2 separate regions of the Homo sapiens genome follow, and region 1 is linked to region 2. The links are chromatin loops, found by intact Hi-C in ENCODE. Cell type or tissue: K562. All regions are shown on one strand. Each heading gives the region's core, and the rest is flanking DNA. Links, peaks and the distances in the headings are about the cores only. Region 1 overlaps ZFAND2A-DT (ZFAND2A divergent transcript). Region 2 has its middle 31 kb from the start of FOXL3-OT1.

The links. A loop is a pair of places that touch in the nucleus more often than their neighbours do. Peaks named below come from ENCODE experiments on the same cell type or tissue, not always from the same donor. Only the 100,000 strongest peaks of a DNase experiment are listed, where the experiment ranks them.
Region 1: it touches region 2 in a loop (6-fold over the local background); 5 of 110 quality-filtered maps call a loop at or near these places.

Annotation. Positions count from the first base shown.
Region 1 is chr7:1,165,912-1,173,425 of GRCh38, reverse strand. It overlaps ZFAND2A-DT (ZFAND2A divergent transcript), which reads right to left. Exons shown (of 3, transcript NR_110069.1): 3 at 7,468-7,514. Among named protein-coding and RNA genes, the nearest start is that of ZFAND2A-DT, 9.3 kb to the right of the region's middle. RefSeq lists enhancers at 2,028-3,001, 3,051-3,440, 3,002-3,977. In K562, for the core only: a CTCF peak has its summit at 3,368 (motif pointing right); a DNase peak (open chromatin) is centred at 3,405; H3K4me3 peaks cover 1,161 bases.
Region 2 is chr7:318,249-325,762 of GRCh38, reverse strand. No RefSeq gene overlaps it. Among named protein-coding and RNA genes, the nearest start is that of FOXL3-OT1, 31 kb to the right of the region's middle. RefSeq lists a silencer at 3,330-3,579. In K562, for the core only: a CTCF peak has its summit at 3,489 (motif pointing left); a DNase peak (open chromatin) is centred at 3,442; H3K4me3 peaks cover 201 bases; H3K27me3 peaks cover 894 bases.

The sequences.
Region 1 (7,514 bases), core at 1,883-4,382, 850 kb before region 2:
AAGCCAGGGAGAATTCGGCCCCGGCAACCTGGCAGAGGGCAGCTGTCTCCTGCTGATGACGGACAGCCACAGAGTACACCCCACCCACCCTTGGGCGCCGCATGGCCAGCGGCAGCAGCTCTGTCAGATTTCATATCCGCAGTCCTCCATTGCGTTGCACTCGTGACTCAATGTTCAAAAGCTTTCGGCCAGCTCCATTCTGCCCTCTCTGGGATAATATAACAATCAGAGAAAAGGAGTTTGGCCTGCACGGGAGGCCCCAAGAGGAGCCGGGTTCAGGCCACGTGGCTTCCAGCGCCTGCGTCCGCTTGCCCATCAAAGAAAGGGTACAAAAGTGGGAGAGTCTGTGGTTTCCTCATCAGCTTAGACCAAAGCCGTGACAGGGGAGAACCCCAAACTGCTAATTAAATCCATTCAGTTTTGGGGGTGGGGGAAGAGTAAACTCCTTCTCTGTGAGCACCAGGCAGTGGGTTCTGATTCCCACGCAGGCCAGCCTGGTGCTGTGGGTGAGGGCAGCTACTGCTGGCTCCTGCCCCAGTCTCCTGCCAGCTGCTCAGACCCGGAATGTCAGGGACCTGGCACCCGCCACCCCGGGCTAGCACTGTCCTACACCCTAACACAGAATCCAGCCACCTAGCTGCCTGAACTCCAGCCAAGAGGGACCAGAGAGGACGGAAAGGCCGTCGGTACCTGGGCTTTGTCTACCTCGCCCCTAGATGACCACCTGAGTGAGTGGGAGGGGCTGGATGAGGAGCAGGGCCCCTCCCCGGGGGCAACAACCACCTGAGAGAGCGGGGATGGCCTGGACAGAGGGGGGGAACCCTCCGGGGGGTGATGAGCACCTGAGTGAGTGGGGAGGGGCTGGACAGGAGCGCAAAGCCTCCTGGAGGTGATGGACACCTGAGAGAGTGGGTAGAGGCTGGACAGGAGCAGTGGGGCCTCCTGGGGGTGATGAGCACCTGAGTGAGTAGGGGGAAGCTGGGCAGGGAGGGGGGCCCTCCTGGGGGTGATGAGCACCTGAGTGAGTGGGCAGGGGCTGGACAGGAGCGCAAAGCCTCCTGGAAGTGATGGACACCTGAGAGAGTGGGTAGAGGCTGGACAGGAGCAGTGGAGCCTCCTGGGGGTGATGAGCACCTGAGTGAGTGGGCAGGGGCTGGACAGGAGCGGCGGGGCCTCCTGGTAAGGTCCGTTGTGCTTTGCTTTCTGCCTGGCCTCAGCAGAAGAGTTTGGTAATTGATTGCTATAATGGTGGCTGTTTTTAGAGTTTCTGTTGCTGGCAAAAAAGGACACAGGGACCCTTTTCAAAGAATATTCCAGGGAGTAGCGGGAGCTTCGGGGATGCAGGGACATAGTGTGTCCGGAGGTGGTTCCTGCTGGTGGGTTCGTTGTCTCCCTGACTTCGATAATGGAGCTAGGGACCTTCGCGGTGAGTGTTAACAGCTCTTAAAGATGGCACGGACCCAAAAAGTGAACAGTAGCAAGGTTTATTGTGAAGAGAGAAAGGATAAAGCTTTCACAGCATAGACGAGGACCCGAACACGTTGCCACTGCTGGCTAGAGGTGGGGGGGGGGGGCGGGGGTGGTTGGTGGCAGCCAGCTTTTATTCCCTTATTGGCCCCGCCCATGTTCCATTTCTGTCCTATCAGAGTGCCCTTTTTTCAATCCTCTCTGCGATTGACTACTTTTAGAATCCTGCTGATTGGTGCATTTTACAGAGCACTGATTGGTGCATTTTACAGAGCACTGATTGGTGCATTTTACAGAGCACTGATTGGTGCATTTTACAGAGTGCTGATTGGTGCATTTTACAGAGCGCTGATTGGTGCATTTTTACAGAGTGCTGATTGGTGCATTTTACAGAGCACTGATTGGTGCATTTTACAGAGTGCTGATTGGTGCATTTTACAGAGTGCTGATTGGTGCATTTTACAGAGCGCTGATTGGTGCATTTTACAATCCTCTTGCTAGATAGAAAAGTTGTCCCAGTCCCCACTTGACCCAGGAAGTCCAGGTGGCTTCACTTTTCAATAGGGCTGCCTGGGAGGCCGAAGCCTGCCACCTGCTGTCTCCCTCCCGAGGACGCAGCCCACCCTTCCCTCCAGGTGGAATTCCCTAGGACACAGCCCACCCTTCCCTCCAGGTGGAATTCCCTAGACCTAATCACAGCATCCTGGAAGGGCCAACCCCCGACGGCTCAGATTGGCGTGGGGCGTGACTGGTCCAGAAGGAACAAAGCGTGAATACATCAAATCCCAGGAGACTAACGGAGTTCCCCTGGGGAAACTCGAGGGTCTGACGCTTCGCTCGGATTTCAGATTCACAAAGACCATCAAGCACTTTCAGGTTCCTCAAAGATCCCAGGGGTCAGCTGCTCGTCGTGCTGACTTCGGGCCTGGGCTGAGCTCTCCCTCTGCTGGTAAAACCCTTCCTCACCCTGCACAGAGGTCAGAGCCCTGTGTTTCCCAGGGACCCCCTGGTCCCCTTTCCAGCCACGGGCAGGGTCCCCGCAGGTCCAGCCGGCCGCATACTTGCCCCCACAGCCTCTGTGTGCCTCCAGCACTGTCTTCGTCACTCGGCCTGTCCATGCTGGTGCTACTTTGGGTTGAGCTGTCTTGAAAAAATATATACATTGGCCGGGCACAGTGGCTCACGCTTGTAATCCCAGCACTTTGGGAGGCTGAGGCGGATGGATCACATCGTCAGGAGTTCGAGACCAGCCTGGCCAATGTGGTGAAAGTCTGTCTCTACTAAAAATACAAAAATTAGCCGGGCATGGTGGCGTGCACCTCTAGTCCCAGCTACTTGGGAGGCTGAGGCAGGAGAATCGCTTGAACCTGGGAGGAGGAGGTTGCAGTGAGCCGAGATCGTGCCACTGCACTCCAGCCTGGCAACAGAGGGACACTCTGTCTCCAAAAAAAAAAAAAGAAAAAAAAAGAAAAGAAAAAAAAGTATATATATATATATATATATATATATATATATATATATACACATATATATATACACACACACATACATTTGCATTCTCCATGCAGCTTACAAGCTGAAATCATGCTTTCCCCAGCTGCACCCCGCAAAGGATCTCGTGTGAACCAGGTCTTCAACAGCTCCCTACAGCTTGGGTGGGAAGGCTTCGATGTCTCCCAGGGTTAAATCGAGCAAGGAACAGCCTAAGGGCCGCAGTCCACGCCACCAGCAGGTGTGGCAGCCAGACGGGAAATTAACTTCCTGTCTGTTTCAAACTAAAATTTGTGGAAGAAAGAAACAATGTTGCAGTCCTAGCCAACGCGCATCCATTAAAATAAGGGACAAACCCAGCGGCCAAGCAGCGGAGGGGCTGACTCCACGAAGACCCGCTGCTGCCGCCAGGGGGAGCTGCCAGGGTGCAGGGCGGAGATTGGAGGGGTTGCAAGGGGGCGTGGCCGGGAGGGAACATGGCGGCACAGAGGAGGAAGGGGGTGGCCCTTATTCAGAACCCCTCAGGAAACAGAACAAAGTCGAAACAACCCGCTGACTCCGCATTGTTGGTACTGCGTGCAGGACTAGGCTTTCTGCCCCGCGTTCTCGGGAACAGACGCCTGGGGATCCCGAGGCCACAGGGGCTCAGATCAGAGTAGCGTTGTAAAATCAGGAATGACTTAAAAACTGTTTCTTTTTGTAGAGACAGGGTCTTGCTATGTTGCCCAGGCCGTTTTTGAACTCCTGGCCTCAAGGGATCCACCCGGCTCGGCCTCTCAAAGCGCTGGGATTACAGGCATGAGGCATGGCGCCCGGCCCAAGGATGGCATTTCTGATGCAAAAATACCATGAGTGACATAGCCTGAGTGTGGTCATTGCTAATGTGGGAGGAAAATACGGAGAGGAGGTGTCTCTGCAGCCGAGGAAGAGCGTGTTGTCAAGAGGTAGGAGGGCAACCCGCCATGGCTGGTGAGAGCCAGGCTGAAGTGTCTGTTGGACTTAGCAGGTGGGAGGCCGGTTCGCCTTCAGGACGTCCCGGAGGTGGTGGCAGAAGTCGGGGGAAATGGGCTGAAGGAAGGATGGATAGAGGTAGGAGAAGCTCGCATGCCTAAAGATGATGAATGTGTTCACCCGTCCAGCCTGGCAGACAGGTGACTCCCCACTGCCCGCTCCCCATGACACCCTCTCTTCTGCTTGGACACAGTGGATTCTACTTTTGCAATTATAATTCACAGCCTCAGCAAATATTTGTAAGAAGTGCACAGCAAAGATAAGAAAGATGAAGGTGGGTCCTGTTTTTTCCCCAGAGCTTACTGTCTTCTTGTTCTCAGACAGAAAAAAGGGCTGGGCGCGGTGGCTCACACCTGTAATCCCAGCACTTTGGGAGGCCAAGGCGGGCGGATCACCTGAGGCCAGGAGTTCCAAACCAGGCTGGCCAACATGGTGAAACCCCATCTTTACTAAAAATACAAAAATTAGCTAGGTGTGGTGGCAGCGCCTGTAGTTCCAGCTACTCAGGAGGCTGAGGCAGGAGAATCGCTTGAACCTGGGAGGTGGAGGTTGTGGTGAGCCAAGATCGCGCCACTGCACTCGAGCCTGGGGGACAAAAGTGAAACTCTTGTCTCAAAAAAAAAAAAAAAAAAAGCAAAACAAAGAAAATCCACGTCCTGAAACAACTGGACAATAAATGTAAACGTTGCGTTTATGAGGGTGAGGCAGAGGCTGCCATCATTTTTGGAATTCAGGGAGTGAAAATTTCCCAGCGCACACCTGAAGCAGCTGGGCTGGCGTGTCTGGGAGTTTCACAGTGGAGGATGGCCCCAAGCGCCTTTGAACACAGGGAACGGGATGGGGTGGGGACACCCAGGGAGACTGCTGAAGCCAAAGTTGTGTGTCGGCCAGGACTTCTGATTGCATGTGGCAAGAACCCAACTCAAAATAGGTTCTGTGAAAACGGGAGTTTATGGGCTCCTAAATTTTAGATGTGCCCGGATCCAGGAACTCAAGTGTGGTTCTTGATGCCTTTCCCTGAGAGCCGGCCCCTCTCCCCTGACTGCAGAGCAGCCCCTCGGGGTAGCCAGGAAGCAGCTACCGTCAACGCAGCTACTCATGGGCAGCACCTGAGGGTCTCCCTGCAAGCCTGCATCAGAATCCACGCATGAACTAAGAGGAGTTTTTTTGTTTGTTTTTGAGACAGTCTCACTCTTGCCCAGGCTGGAGTGCTGTGGCACGATCTGGTCTCACTGCAACCTCCGCTTCCCGGGTTCAAGTGATTCTCGTGCCTCAGCCTCCCGAGTAGCTGGGATTACAGGTGCCACCACCACGCCTGACTGATTTTTGTATTTTTAGTAGAGACGGGGTTTCACCATGTTGGGCAGGCTGGCCTCGAACTCCTGACCTCAAGTGATCCACCTGCCTCAGCCTCCCACAGTGCTGGGATTACAGGCATGAGCCACCACGCCCAGCCTGGATGATTTTCTTGACCTCGTTTAGGGTGACTTCACATGACACTAATGGAGACATTTCTGAGACTGAAAATGGGGTGCTCTGAATAATTTTGCTAGAACAGTTAACATAACCTGGGACTCTTCTGGGAAAAGCAGGACATAACGTCACTGTCACTGTTAAGTGGACACTGAGGGATGACCCACCAGAGCCACATAAAATTGGGGAGAGGTATCACTCCAAAGGGGTGGTCCTGGCCGGGCACGGTGGCTCATGCCTGTAATCTCAGCACCTTGGGAGGCCAAGGTGGGAAAATCGCTTGAGGCCAGGAGTTCTAGACCAGCCTGGTCAACATAGCAAGACCCAATCTGTATTAAAAAAAAAAAAAAAAAGGCTGGGCGCAGTGGGTCACACCTGTAACCCCAGCACTTTGGGAGGCCGAGGTGGTCGGATCTCTTGAGGCCAGGAGTTCGAGCCCAGCCTGGCCAAAATGGCAAAACCCTGTCTCTACCAAAAACACAAAAATTAGCTGAACGTGGTGGTGGGTGCTTGTAATTCCAGCTACTCGGGAGGCTGAGGCAGGAGAATTGCTTGAACCTGGGAGATGGAAGTTGCAGTGAGCCAAGATCGCACCATTGCACTCCTGGGCGATAGAGGAAGACCCTGTCTCCAAAAAAAAAAAAAAAAAAAAAAAAAAAACTCACCACAAAGGACTAGTGCTATTGACAAATGCAGGAGAGACAGGAATGCTGGAGTTACAAAACTAACAGGCATGGCCGGGCACAGTGGCTTACCCCTGTAATCCCAAAAAACTAACACGTGTGGCCGGGCACAGTGGCTTACCCCTGTAATCCCAAAAAACTAACAGGCGTCGTCCAGGTTTGAATTCTGACTTCTCTGTTTCTTACCCCCTCCACGCCTCAGTTTCCCCTTATTTAAAATAGGGATCGTAGCAGGGACCCGTTGGCGAGGAACACTTGTGGCCCCTTGTTGCGGAGTTGATGTGTTACTGGAGACGCTGCGACCTCCTCTTTTTTTTTTTTTTTTTTTTTTGAGACGAAGTCTCGCTCTGTCGCCCAGGCTGGAGTGCAGTGGCGCAATTCTCGGCTCACTGCAAGCTCTGCCTCCCGGGTTCACGCCATTCTCCTGCCTCAGCCTCCCGAGTGGCTGGGACTCAGGCGCCCGCCACCACGCCCGGCTAAGTTTTTGTATTTTTAGTAGAGACGGGGTTTCACCACATTAGCCAGGATGGTCTCGATCTCCTGATCCCGTGATCCGCCTGCCTCGGCCTCCCAAAATCCTGGGATTACAGGCGTGAGCCACCGCAGCCAGCCACGATCTCCTCCTTTCTAGTGGACATCTCGAGGTCTGCAAACTAAGGCCATGAGAGCTGCCCGCCTCCCTGCAGAGTCGTGCTATTACAAGGCCCTTCTTCCCTGCTGACCACAAGGCAGCTATCAGAGGCTGTCTTAGGAGGACTTCACGTAAAAAGAAGCCCCTAAGCTTGATAGGCTGAGAAACCTAGGTACGCCATGGCCACCTTACTTATGCGTGGTGGTACTTCTCTGTTTCTTTGAATGCAGGTGTTCAATTAATTACAAAAAAGATGAAACTTAAAATTCTGACTTGGCCGAGTGTGGTGGCTCACGCCTGTAATCCCAGCATTTTGGGAGGCCAAGGCACCCAGATCACGAGGTCAGGAGTTCGAGACCAGCCTGACCAACATGGTGAAACTCCGTTTCTACTAAAAATACAAAAATTAGCCAGGCATGGTGGCACATGCCTGTAATCCCAGCTACTCGGGATGCTGACGCAGGAGTATCGCTTGAACCCAGGAGGCAGAGGTTGCGGTAAGCCGAGATTATGCCACTGCACTCCAGCTTGGGTGACAGAACAAGACTCTGTCTCAAAAACAAAAACAAAACAAAAAACAAAAAAATTGAGCAAATAAGAAAATCCACTGAGGACAAAGGAGCCAGGTTTCTCACTGCTGGAGAAGGTATTCACAATCATGAAAGGTAGAAAGCTAGAAAGAGCCCGGAGGTGTTGGGCTGAAACTGAAGGCATGGTTATGGATTTGGTTTTTGGAAAAACACATGTATGCAACATAG
Region 2 (7,514 bases), core at 1,991-4,490:
CGGATGGGTGGGGGACGGACGCTTGAACAGTGGAGCCAGAGCTGGAACTCAGGGCCGGATGGAAGGGAGCTTGCCCCTGCACAAGGCATTCAGGTTTTATTTTTAAGATGATCAGGAGCTAGGAATGCTTTCGGCTGGAGGGAGGGAGGTCTATGCAGCTGGAGAGGGGGGAGGTGGGGTGTGGGGGCTGGGGCCAGGAGGTGTGTGGGGCAGAGACAGTGGGTGAAGGGAGAGGGGCTGGGTGGGGCACTGGAAGCCGTCTGCTCTACCCCACACTGTGGACTCACGCCGTCCTCACAACCACTCGGCAGCAACGTCTCCCTCCATCGTGGAAGGAGAAGGGTGGGCAGGTGGCTGCCAATGCCACTCCCATTTTCAAATGTGGAGACTGAGACACAGAACCACAGGTTTCAAGATGACACAGCCAGTAAAGGATTTGAACCTGGGCCTGTGGAACCCACTCCCACATGACACCCTTGAGGGACAGGGAGGTGGCGGGTGGCAGCTTCTGGGCAGACCAGAGGCTCATACTCGGAGAGGAGATGGGTGAAGACCCAGACACCTGCGGAGACGGTCATGGGGCTGACTGGCGGGACGGGGGAGGTAAGGACCGACTTGGCTTGCGACCTTTAGTGTTTGGGACAATGGTGGGTAAGTAGGCAGTTTTGCCTGTGTCGGGAAAATTTTAAGACTTTGAAATGGGCAAAAAGGATTGTGTGTCCCGTCTCCCGCACCCTTCCGGGGTCTTGCGGCCTTTCACGCTCTTTTGCAGAAACCTGACAATAATACAATAATACAAATGATGCGTGTCCGTAAAAATGCAAGTTAACCTTGTCTGGTGGAATGCCGTCGATCATTACATCATCTGTAAATCCACTTCGGTGCTCCTTGTTTTTTTTTTTTTTTTTTTTTTTTGAGACAGAATCTCGCTCTGTCTCCCAGGCTGGAGTGCAGTGGCGCGATCTCGGCTCACTGCAACCTCCGCCTCCTGAGTTCAAGCAATTCTCCTGCCTCAGCCTCCAAGTAGCTGGGACTGCAGGTGCCCATCACCACACCCGGCTAATTTTTGTAATTTTAGTAGAGATGGGGTTTCGCCATGTTGGCCAGGCTGGTCTTGAACTCCTGACCTCAAGTGATCCACCCTCCTTGGCCTCCCAAAGTGTCGGGATTACAGGCGTGAGCCACCGTGCCCGGCCCATTCCTTATTTTCTATATAATGTGCTTTGAATTCTCCTGTGAGCCAGTTCTAACGTCTTATTGGTTTCCTTGCTAATTAAGGCGTTCAATAAAATCCTCGCTGCATTTCATATTTGTAGGATAGTCATGCTTTTACCTTAAAATTCAACACTCTATTAATATGACTCTTGACCATCAGAGGTGGGTTTGGGGCTCAGGAGAGGGCAGAGCTGGGGGAGGCTGGGGTGGGAGGTCCAGGGAAAGATGGGAGGAGATGCTGCCTGGGGACGTAGAGGGAAGGGTTTGCAAGTACGACCTCCCGGCCTGTCTACAAGTCCCTCCTCGTAGCACTGCCCCCACGCTGGCCTCCCCCAATGCACATGAGGCTGGAATGGTCACTGCTAGAGTGGCCATGGGGGCCAACCCCGCACCCCACCCTGTGGCGTTGGTGTCCTGCCCACACCAGCACTGACATCCCTCCAGACTTCCAGCAAATTCTCTCCTATGACCCTGTTAGTGGGGACCATGGGTTTTGTGTGGTTTCTCAAACATCTCTGTGGGCGTACCTGTAAAATCAGAGGACGCCAAATGTGTGGCCCCACTGTGATCTGGGGGCACAACCCCACACAGCACCCACCAGGTTCAAAATTGCTTCAACATTTCTGTTTTTTAAACAGGATTTCATGGAAACTTTGCATTCAACTCCAGAGGACATCTGTGTTTGCTTTAGTACAAAACAATGTGTTAAATGGTTTTCCACTGTCAACGGACAGAATGACAACACATGTAGTTTAAAGATCTTAATGGACTCTATTTCGATTCTAGAATCGGGCAATGTGTCCCTCTGTAAAACAGAACTAGTGCTTCCTCGAGCTGAGCAGAGGGGGCGGCTTTACAGATGGAAAGGGCTTCCTAGAAGAAAGCAGAGGCAAAGAACACAGGCGGAGGGGTCGTTTCAAAGTTACTGTCCCTGCAGGGCGGGGACAGGGAGCAGAAAAATACAAAAACAACCAATCGATTGTCTCACATCGGGTGACTTCAGGCTAAGGATTAAAGCAGAGGGAACTTCATTCCACACTGATTGAAGACTGGAACCGGCCTGTTTGGGAAATTGGCCATTCTCTCTCTCTCTCCTTTTCTTTCTTTCTTTTTTGTTTTTTAAAATAATTTATTATTTTTATAGAGACAGGGTTCCACTGTGTTGCCCAGGCTGGTCTCAGACTCCTGAGCTCAAGCCATCCTCCTGCCTCAGGCTCCCAAAGTGCTGGGATGACAGGTGTGAGCCGCCGTGTCTGGCCAATCGCCCTCTCTTGATTTTTTGGAAGGTCAGATGACAACTTCGGTTGGGTTTGGTGACAGACAGCCTGACCATGGGTGACTGCATTTGATTTTTACCCAGAGCAGGCGCTTAGTTCAAAACCATGGTCTTCCATAATTTTTATGTAACTAGCACAGCGGAGGAAGAAGACACTAGGGGGGCGCCTTCCCACCTGCCTGGATTTCCCGACTCCGAGCCTCCCTCAAGGGGAGTGGATGGCACCTCAGTTTGAGAGGCCGGACTTCCTGGGTCCCTCTCCTGGCAGCTGCTCAGGGTCCCTGAGCCCCCTGTCCCCTGCCCTCTGTCCTCAGCAAGGGCCCTGGGTGGGGTCTTTTCCAGGGGGCAACTGCTTAGGGTCCCTGGGGCCCTTCCTTGCCCCTCTGTCCTCAGCAAACCTCTGGCCTGGGTCTGTCTCCTGCTCAACATCCCTGGGCCCCCTCCCCGCCTTGCCCTCCTGGCCCCAGCAAGGCCCCAGGCCTGGGGTCTGGGCAAGACCCCTCCTAGGTCAGGACAGGAGTGAATCCAGAGACCACTCGGCTTCAATTTGGTGCAGAGGCCCTAAAGGGCATTTGAGAAAAGATGGGGTAGGGAGGGGCCTGAGGGCAGCCGGACTGGACGCCAGGGGCTGAGCAGGTCACTGTCTCGCTGAGCACCAGGACAGCTGCTCTGCAAGCGTTCCCCGCGTTTCAGCCCCTCTTACAGGGTGGCTGTGGGAGTGACTGCGCGAGAAGATGGGTGTCAGGGGCTTACAGAGCCAGCCTTCTTGGTGGAGCCCTCCCACTGCCACCCCAACCCCGCTCCGTCCAGGGCGCTGCTCTCTTTCGGGGCGTCGGGCTGCAGGCCTGGACCCCAGACCTGGGTCTGCGGGGCGGCGGGGGCGGGGCCTGGGCCTCGGGGGGCGTGGCCGGGGGTTGGGGCGGGGCCCGGATCACCGCCCTCTGCGCCTGGCCCAGCCCGCGGCCCGGCCCATCCCTGGCGCTCTGCTGCCACCTGGTGGCGTGGCGCGGCCGTGCAGCCTCGGCCTCACCTGCGGGACAGCAGGTGCACCGAGCTCCTGGAAGGCGGCTGCTGGGCGGGCGCGGACGTCCGGCTTTAGGGGACAGATCTGGAAAGGGTGGGATGACGGGAAAGCTGCCCACTCCTCAGCGTCCGGTCAGGCCTCGGCTTCCGTGGCCAGACAGGGAGAGGGGCTTATGACAAGCACATCGCCACCTGGGCTAGGGAGTCCCGCGCTGCACCTCGAGAGCTAGGAGGGGCTGCGCATGAGGGGCCCGCACCCCTCGTTTTCCAGCTGGGAAACTGAGGCTAGAAAGGCCTTGGCGGCGCTTCCCAAGGGCAGTCCTCCCGTGCGCTGACCACTCGCCGCCTGGTCTGTGGATGGAGCCTGTGGGGCAAACAAGGAAACAGGCACACAAAACTGTCATGCAATGAACGCAGCCTAACATCAGAAAGCATGGCATAGCTACTTCCCACAGCGGGAAGTGCAGTGGAAAACACAGCAAAGCCGGAAGGCCACAGCCTGGGCTTGTCCCATGGGCGCTGCTGTGGCTGGGTGGGCTGGGTGTGGAGTGATGCATGAAGCCGGTTGCTGCCGAGGCCTGGGGCAGGTGGAGGAGGGCGATCCCAGAGCTCTGTGGGCCATAAAGACGTGGACTTTATTCTAGGTACCTGGCAGGGTTTCCTAAAGGGGGCTGCGGGGAAAAGGAGTGTGACATGATGTGGTTTCAGAAGTCCCACCCTCCCTGCAGGCCTGGCTGGAGTGGGTAGGGACATGCTGGCTTCAGGTGAGTGTCCTGGGCAAAGGGGCTTAGGGCCAGGCTGTTAGGACTTCAGCACAGAGGCTGAAGGATTTGCTTTGGGGAGAGATCCAGGGAGGTTATGGCCCACTGCCAGGTGTCAAGCCAAGTCACCCACAGGTGTGATGGGAACAGGGCCAAGTGACGTTTTTAAATGGCCCTATTTTCGATCCCGGGGTTACATTGTTTGCATGATCTCATTAATTCAGCACAATAGTCCTGGGTGTTTCTCTCCTTATCTCGCTTAATTGGCGTAACAGCCTGTGAGTCAGGCACTATTGCCCCTATTTCAGGCACAAGGAAGCTGAAGGCTCAGAGAGAGTTGAAGTGCTCTGTCTTACCCAGCAGGAAGGGGCTGCAGGATTCATCCTGGGCCAGACTGTGTGTGTGCCATTTTAAAACGAAGACACAGGGCCAGGTGCGGTGGCTCACGCCTGTAATCCCAGCATTTTGGGAAAGGCCGAGGCGGGCAGATCACGGGGTCAGGAGATCGAGACCATCCTGGCCAACATGGTGAAACCCTGTCTCTACTAAAAATACAAAAAAAAAATTAGCTGGGTGTGCTGGTGTGCTTGTAATCCCAGCTACTCTGGAGGCTGAGGCAGGAGAATCACTTGAACTCAGGAAGCGGAGATTGCAGTGAGCCAAGATTGCACCACCACACTCCAGCCTGGTGACAGAGTGAAACCCCATCCAAAAAAAAAAAAGACACAGTTCCTGTAACAGAAAATTACCATTTTAAGGTGTACAAGCCAGCTGTTTTCAGTAGATTTACAATATTGTACAGCCATCACCACTACCTAATCCCAGAACATCTGCATCACCATAAAAAGAAACCCTGTACCTGTTAGCTGTCCCTCATAAGTGTCCCTCCCCCAGCTCCTGGCAACGCCCATCTGCTCTCCCTCCCTGTGGATTTGCCCATTCTGCACATTTCATACAAATGCAATCATGGAAACAGTGGCCTGCTGTGCCTGGCTTCTTTCCCTGAGCAGGGTGACTTTGAGGCTGTCCAGGTTATGGTCTGGGTCTGTGCTTCATTCCTTTTCATGGCTGAATAATATTCCACGGCATGGACAAACCACACTTTGTTTCTCCATTTATCTGTTGATGGACAGGTGGGTTGCTTCCACTTTGTGGCTGTTGTGAGTGATGCTGCTGTGAACCTTTGTATCCTAGTATCTCTCTGAGTTCCTGTTTCAGTTCCTTTGGGTGTATACCTAGGATTGGAATTTCTGAGTCTTACAGTAATTATGTTTGCCTTTTTGAGAAAATGCCAAACTGTTTTTCAAAGTGGCAGCACCATTTTATGTTCCACAAGCAGGGTATGAGGGTCCCAGTCTCTCTATATCCTCATCAACGCTTGTTATTTCCCATTTAAAAAAATTATAACCATCCTAGTGGGTGTGGAGTGGAGTCTCATTGTGGATTTCATTTGTGTTTCCCTAATAATTTAGTGACATTGATGATCTTTTCAGGTGCTTAGTGGCCAATCTTTTATGGAGAAATGTCTATCAAATCCTTTGCCCATTTTCAAGTTGAATTATTTGTCTTTTTACTGTTGAGTCTAGGCCAGATTTTAAATCGCATTCCCTCTCTGGCTGAAGTTACCTGGGCTCTGCATAAAGTTCTACAGTGCTCAGCAAACAGTGCTCTCAAGCAAGGGGCAGCTGTCTGGGCAGGGCGTGAGTTCCTTCTCTGCCACAGCATCCTCTGTGTGTGAGCCAGTGATAACTTATAGATAGGTAGTGGGGAGAAGGGGGAGGCTGTGGGTGACCCATCCCACACTCCTGCTCTTCTCATCTCCTGCATTCCTTGGCAAAAACCCTCACCCCAATCCTGCGCCACCGTTGCCCTCCCCCAGAACCTGTGATGTTGAGCCAAGTTCCCCTGACCCTTGTAACAGGGGATCCCTGTGACCTCAGCCTTCTCCCTGCTGATCTCCGAGTGCTCATGGCTGCCCCTCTTGCTCCACGAACCACCTGGAATCAGGAAGATCATCCGCTTCCAGCACCATCCAACCCTGGGCGTGGAGAGGGGTCAAGAACATGGCTCTGCAGCTGCCCGGGTTGGGGCTGGACTAAACTTAGCCTCTCAGCTGCTCTGTGATCTTGGCCACTTCTCTAGCATCCATGTGCCCTCGCCAAAAATAGGGCTAACCTGTGGGATTGACCTCCCAGGCTGACTGAGAGCTCATGTGGTATCAGGCAATAAACAGGAGGGTGCTGTTATCCCAAAATGTTCTCAGATTCTCTCAGGGAAGCCAGCTCAGACAAGCAGAGAGACGCATGCTGGGTGCACGTTTCCAGAGATCAGAGGCTACGCCTGACCCTTTTTGGCAAGATCACAAGCACAGAGCTGGGGAAATAGAGCTCGGCAAATATTGACTCGAATACCTGGGAGGGATTACTGGTGAGGAAAAGGCAGAATGGTACACAGAGCGGGATCCAATCTGTGTGACAAAAACTAGAATGCGAGGTCTGCGTCTGCAGAGAAACGAGTGTGCAGAGGGCACACGCTGGTGCTCAGGGCAGCTGCCTTTGGGGTTTGGGGTTGAAGGGAGGCAGGTGAGGTGGATAAAACTGTTATTAAAGAACGTTCATCCCCACCCTCTTGTGGAAGGAGGGCACGTCCCCACTCCCTGACACTGGGCTTGGCGTGGAACCTGTTTGAACATGGGGCTTCAGTGCTGAGCTGCTGTGTACGCTGTGAGGGCTGCACTCCAGAACCTCTCCTGACCCGCCTGGAACAAGCGTCCCCCTGGGTAGCTGCCACCTGAGCCTGAGCCCCAGAAAAAAGCACAGATGGCTGAGCCCAACCCACAAGGCAAAGCACAGCTCAGCTCCCCGTGAATAGACACTGGCTGTGTCTACCCTGACTGGTGGTTACTGCTGCCCAAGCCTGTGAATGGCCACTGGCTGCGCCTGCCCTGACCAGCGGTTACTCCTGCCAGAGCCGCTGGGTGCTGGGTGGCTTTTCCCCTGCATTGTCATGGCAAGAGCTGACGCATACAAAGGGAGGATACATGGGGTTTTCACCTTTTACTCTATCATCTAAGAAACTTAGACCAAATTGGTTATCCTTTAGAGAGAAAAGGTGGCTTCAAATAAACAGGGTGCTGATTCTGTCTCATAACGTCTGGCTGGCCCCCGTGCCCTGTGGCCGTCGACACTGCCTGGCAGATGTCCGGTGCAGTTGCTGCTTCTCCATCCCTCCCAGCTGAC